Linked DNA regions of Homo sapiens: region 2 is linked to region 1. Evidence: chromatin loops called from intact Hi-C (ENCODE). Cell type or tissue: PC-3. All regions are shown on one strand. Each heading gives the region's core, and the rest is flanking DNA. Links, peaks and the distances in the headings are about the cores only.

Region 1 (2,917 bases), core at 240-2,739:
TTCAGTTTTTGGGTCTGCACTACTTTTAAGCATTGTAATGCTCACTACGATGGTCTGCAGCTTCAGTCCTTAAGTCAGCGAGACCACGAACCCACCAGAAGGAAGAAGCAACTGCAGGCACGCCACCCTTAGGAGTTGTAACACTCACTGCAAAGGTTTACGACCTCACTCCTGAAGTCAAGTGAGACCACGAACCCACCGGAAGGAAGAAACTCTGGACGCATCTGAACAGCAGAAGGAACAAAGTCCAGACACACCATCTTTAAGAACTGTAATGCTCACCGTGAGTATCCGCGGCTTCATTCTTGAAGTCAGAGCAGGAACCCACTGGAAGGAGCCAATTCTGGACACAGTAGACTGGCAGGAACCAATGCCAGACACAGTAGCAATGAGGTTATTCATTGCCCGAAATCCAGATCTTGGTTTCTATATACCATTTTTCACTGATGTACTGTAGCTTCATGAAGCAATGGTGATTCTAGGTTTAGGGTAGGAATAGTATAAAATGGGACTGAAATATCTTTTGTGAGAAAGTGAAGTGCACAAAAACTGTTGGGAACTTATCAAAGGACATAGAAACCTGTTTGTGGCCGGGTGCGGTGGCTCACTTCTGTAATCCCAGCCCTTTCGGAGGCCGAGGGAGCGGATCACTTGAGGGACAGGAGTTCAAGACCAGCCTCACTAAGGCATAGTGGTGTGTTCTTGTAATCCCAGATACTCAGGAGGCCGAGACAGGAGGATCACTTGAACCCGGAATGCGGAGGTTGCAGTGAGCTGAGATCGCATCCACTGCACTCCAGCCTGGAGACTTTGTCAAAAAAAGAAAAGAGAGGGAGCAGTGTGAAAGGGCTCCAACTGACCAAATTTTAAATAATTTGAGCATCAACATAATAATAACAGTAATTATTTGTAAAGGAATCCATGAGTTCATCGTGATAAAATGAGACGGCAGGGAAAAGAAAGGGTATTCTTTGCAGGAAATGGCAACTAATAAATGTAGAAATGTGCTTCAGTTTCCTCACCTGTTAAATGGAGATAATTGTACCTAACTCACAGGGTTGTTATGCGGGGTAATGAATTAATACGTGTTAAAACACTATGTTGGCCGTTATTATATTGCCGCGTGGAAGACAATGTGTCACCTAGTATCTCACTTAAGACTACAGACGGGATTCAGAGTGACGACCACAGAGGTGTGGAAACCTCCGGCCTTCCTAGAAGGAACACAGCCGGAACCGCTGTTTCGCGGAGAGCGGGCCGCGGTGACGCATTTCCGGCCTTTGTAGTTTATCATTCTTTGGGCTGCGGTTGTCAAGGATTCAGAGCAGATGTGATCTGCGCTAGGTGGCATCTCCTCTCACGGATGCCTCGGTGAGCTTCGGAGTCGGGCTACCGCTGAGGGGCTTCGGAAGGGCCAGTCTGTGCACTGCGACCTGGACTGGGTGTGGGGATTTGGCGGCAGGGTCTTCTTGGCCAGAGATGGGCCGGGCAGGTGAAGGGCAGAGGAGGTTGCTCCGCAGCCTGGAAGGGCTTTGTTAACCAAAAGTCAGCGTCGTTGCCCCTACCCCTTTCCCCCACCCTATGTCTGTTCCTGAGCTCTTCAACCTCTCTGCCCTGTACTGATGGCACTCTGAACTCTCCGTATCTGCATCTTAGGATTCAAATAGATTCGGATATGAAGAAATGTTTGTATTTTCCGATGTCTTATTCTCTACTGTGGACTTATTTTAAAGAATGAGCAGGGATAGTTTTAAACTATGCCACAGCCTTTCTTAGTCTAACTCACATAGTATAAAGGCTCTTGCTGCTATCGAATTTTTTAAAAGAATAAATAGCATCTACTATGTGCCAGCCCAGCACTGTTCTAAGCACTTTACAAATATTATCTGCTTCTCATAACTCTATGAGATAGACACTATTATTATGTAGACTACACCCCACCTCTCTGTCCCGCCCCTTTTTAAAATTAACATACAAGAAGAAAATGAAGTTAGTAACTTGCCCAAGGTCGTAGAGCGAGTAAGGGGTGTAGGCAGGATTCAAATACAGGCAATTTGGCTCCAGACTCCATTTTCTTAAAACCTTTGCTATGCTAACTCCACTCTGTTCCTATATTAGCTTTACAGCTATAACCCGGGAAGTTACTTCGCTCATTTGAATCCCGTCCTTCTTTTGTACCTCAGTAGTCCTGGGCTTCTAGTTAGGATTTGATTGGAGAGAATATATCTGAAGACGTATATCTTTCAGTGTTTCTGCAAACCTGATGAAACAGCCGTTTTATTGGTTTGTGTGCATGTTTTCACCCACTCATCTTGTTCTTTGAGCAATAGAAAAAGATTACAGTCTTGGCCCTAAGGGAAAGTAGCAACTATTAATTAAACTACCATTGTACCAAAATTGTACATTATCTTATTAAAAGATTAATTTGCATGTTTATATGCCAGGTTTTGTGCAAAAACACTTTGTATGCATTATCTCATTTAATATTCTCAACAAGTTGGCAAGGCAGTTGTTGACCTCATTTCATATATGAGCTTGAGGCTTAGAAAAATCAACTAACTTGCCCAAGATCACTGCGTTAAAATTCACAGATGGCCTGGCACTATGGTTCATGCCTGTAATCCCAGCACTTTGGGAGGCCGAGGTGGGCAGATCACGTGAGGTCGGGAGTTCGAGACCAGCCTGACCCATATGGTGAAACTCCATCCTACTAAAAATGCAAAAATGAGCCAGGAGTGGTGGTGGGTCCCTGTAATCCCAGCTACTCCGGAAGCTGAGGCAGGAGGATTGCTTGAACCTGGGAGGCAGAGGTTGCAAGTGAGCCGAGATCGCACCACTGCACTCCCGCCTGGGCAACAAAAGCAAGACTCTGTCTCAAAAAAAAAAAAAAAAAAATTAACAACCAGATCTGCCTGTG
Region 2 (2,917 bases), core at 273-2,772, 140 kb before region 1:
TCTTCCCCAGGCAGCTTGTGAGCCCCTCTCCCTCTCCGCCCTCGCCCAGGCTGCTCCGATCTTCGTTTCCTTGCCTAGGCTCATACACCCAGGCTTTATTTAGGGCCAAAGTATCCGTCATAACCTCGGTTTTCTGTCTCGCAAGTATCTTGCCGCTCAATTTGTGACCCTGAAGCTTTAGTGAGTCGCTCTGTGCTCACTATTTCTGGTCTTTTCAGAGGATGGCTTCACTTTCAATGGAATTGCCCGAGTAACTGCCCTGTGTTGTCACGTAAACAAGTCCTTTTAAACTGAGTCTGTAGTTGTCCTGTGTTGAGTGTTTTCTTATATCAAAAACTTTCCTGACCAAGAACAAAAAAGGAGCTCAAGTAAAATCACCCATTTGCCTAGACCCCAACTGGAGAGAACCTTTGCCTGAGCTGTCTAAGCTCGGGATGGAAGCAGTCTCTAGGGTCTTCCCAGCCTTGGCTGGCCAGGCTCCAGAAGAACAAGGGGAGATTATCAAAGTAAAGGTTAAAGAAGAAGACCACACTTGGGATCAGGAATCAGCCCTACGTAGGAATTTGTCTTATACCAGGGAACTCTCTCGTCAGCGCTTCAGGCAGTTCTGCTATCAGGAGACACCTGGGCCCAGGGAGGCTCTGAGTCAACTGCGGGAACTTTGCCGTCAGTGGCTGAACCCAGAGATACATACCAAGGAGCAGATCCTGGAATTGTTGGTGCTGGAGCAGTTCCTGACCATCCTGCCTGAGGAGCTCCAGTCTTGGGTGCGGGAGCATAATCCTGAGAGTGGAGAAGAGGTGGTGACTTTGCTGGAAGATTTGGAGAGGGAGCTTGATGAACCTAGACAGCAGGTGAGAAATTGGAGGTGCCATCTTCTGTGGAGAATTTGGGTGCATGGATCCAGAATGGAGTAATGGGAGTAATTTCGCGCTGGTGGTTGGAAACCCTGGTTTGGGGCATTATTTCTTATTTGATCACTGGTGTAGATGAATAGATGCGTGCATATGAGATAACAGTTTTTGTGTATGATACAAATAATTAAATGATTTAACCAAATGGAAAAGCTTGATCTATTTTTTACCAGTAGAAAATATATTTTATGTAGTGACTATGAGATTAAAGAAATATACAATAGTAAATTTTTTTTAAAAAATTACTGTCTTTTGAAGCTATCTAGGCTCTGTTACTAATTAGCTGTGTAACCTTGGGCATATTACACCTTCTCTGGGACATTAATGTCTTCATCTGTACAATGAAAATACTAATTGCATGATTTCCTTGGTTCTTTTCAGTATCTAGAGTTGGTATGTAAAATGTTTTGAGCTCAAAATTATTTTTAGAAGAATTTTAAAAGCTTTTTGCCATTACAGTGGAGTTGTTTCTAAAGGAGTATATTTGCCTTCTTTGACAGTAATTTTAGAACATTGTGGATATTGCCAGACATTCTTATATTTTTTAGTGATACTATTCATACATTTATCTGAACTCTTTCAGAATGTGAACCCTTTATGTATACAGTCTGATCTGTTAAAAACGCATGTTTCTGGAATGCAAAATCTTTTAAAATGAGGTCAGTATGCCAGAAATGAGTCAGTATAATGCTGAAATTGTGTAAGCTCATGTATGAGTTTTCCCAGCAAGTTGATGTTTGGGGCCACCAGGTGGGAGTAGCTGAATTCAGAGTATCTGATGTAGCTGAGCACAGCAAGTCCTGAATACATACAGTACTGTACATAATTCCCATTTGCCCCCACATCCTTCCTCTGGCTGTCTTGGAAGCACTTATTTACATTGTTCCCTCCCATCTTTGTGTATTTTTTGCTAAAGTTTTTTGTATTCCAGAAAAGGAGCAAGCAGAGGGTTTTGCAAGTGCCATAGAAGTGTGCTTGTGATAAAATTTCTGCTAGTGAGTATAAAAGAAGAAAAGCTTTAACAATTGAAGACAAGTTTGAAACTATACAGTGTTTTGAAAGAAAAGAAACTGTGAGATTGGTCATGCAACTGGCATAAAGGAGTAAATGTATGTACAATTAGAGACAATGATGGGAAAAATAAAATTATCTAGCTGGAACAACTGCCAGTGTTATGAAATCTGTTGGAACAAGGAATAAGGAAATGGAGGAAATGGAGCATTTGTTAAGTGTGTGGATTGAATACCAAACAAGGAAGCAATCCAATGCAGTCTTTCTCAGAGTTAAAGAAAATACCTTCACAATGTATGGAGACATTAAGAAAAAAAGATGGAAGTCCCGCAGAAGTGCCTTCATTTAGTGGAAGTAGTGGCTGGTTTAGTATCTTCAAGAACTACTGTACTTTCCACAGTGTTAAACTGTCTGTGCAGACGAGGCTGTAAGTGCAGATGAAGAAGCTGCAAAGACATTTTCCCCTCATTAAGAAATTAGATTGATAAGGAAGGCCATCCCCTGGCTCAGATTTTTACTTTTTATGAAACCAGTCTCTATTGGAAGCAGATGCCCTCAAGGGGATATGTGGAGAATTTGGATGCATTGATCCAGAATGGAGTAAGCAGGACTGGAAGTACTCTAGAAACACACTGTGGGGTTTAAGGCTACAAAGGATCAACTGATGGTGATGCTGGGTGCAAATGCCAGTGGAATTTTAAAGCTAAAGCCTGTGATTATCATTCTGCCAATCTATAAGCTTTAAAATGAATTGTAAAGACTAGCCTTGGTGCCTACTACAGGTCTAGCAAGAGAGACTAGATGACAGGGCAGATATTTTCTGATCTTTCGGGTGATTTTTTTGTAGATTAAAAAAAAATAAAACATTGCAAGAGAAAAAAATTGTCTTTTAAAATTCTTATAATTCTCAGTGATACACCAAGCCACCCTCCAGTAGTCACTGAGCTTTCCTCAAATATCACAGTTCTCATTTTACCTCCCAATACAACTTC

The links. Hi-C counts contacts between places; a loop is a spot of excess contacts. Peaks named below come from ENCODE experiments on the same cell type or tissue, not always from the same donor. Only the 100,000 strongest peaks of a DNase experiment are listed, where the experiment ranks them.
Region 2: a loop joins it to region 1, with 3 times the contacts of the local background. A loop is called at or near these places in 2 of 110 quality-filtered maps.

What each region holds. Positions count from the first base shown.
Region 1 is chr6:28,441,853-28,444,769 of GRCh38, reverse strand. ZSCAN23 (zinc finger and SCAN domain containing 23) reads left to right here and starts at 1,279. Exons shown (of 4, transcript NM_001012455.2): 1 at 1,279-1,371. RefSeq lists enhancers at 1,097-1,176, 1,347-1,396, 970-1,480. In PC-3, for the core only: no CTCF peak of the experiment used is centred there; a DNase peak (open chromatin) is centred at 1,249; H3K4me3 peaks cover 1,715 bases.
Region 2 is chr6:28,584,235-28,587,151 of GRCh38, reverse strand. SCAND3 (SCAN domain containing 3) reads left to right here. Exons shown (of 4, transcript NM_052923.2): 1 at 1-854. The coding sequence starts at 435. Among named protein-coding and RNA genes, the nearest start is that of SCAND3, 1.6 kb to the left of the region's middle. RefSeq lists an enhancer at 1-234. In PC-3, for the core only: a CTCF peak has its summit at 1,663 (motif pointing right); a DNase peak (open chromatin) is centred at 1,611; H3K4me3 peaks cover 1,849 bases; H3K27ac peaks cover 66 bases.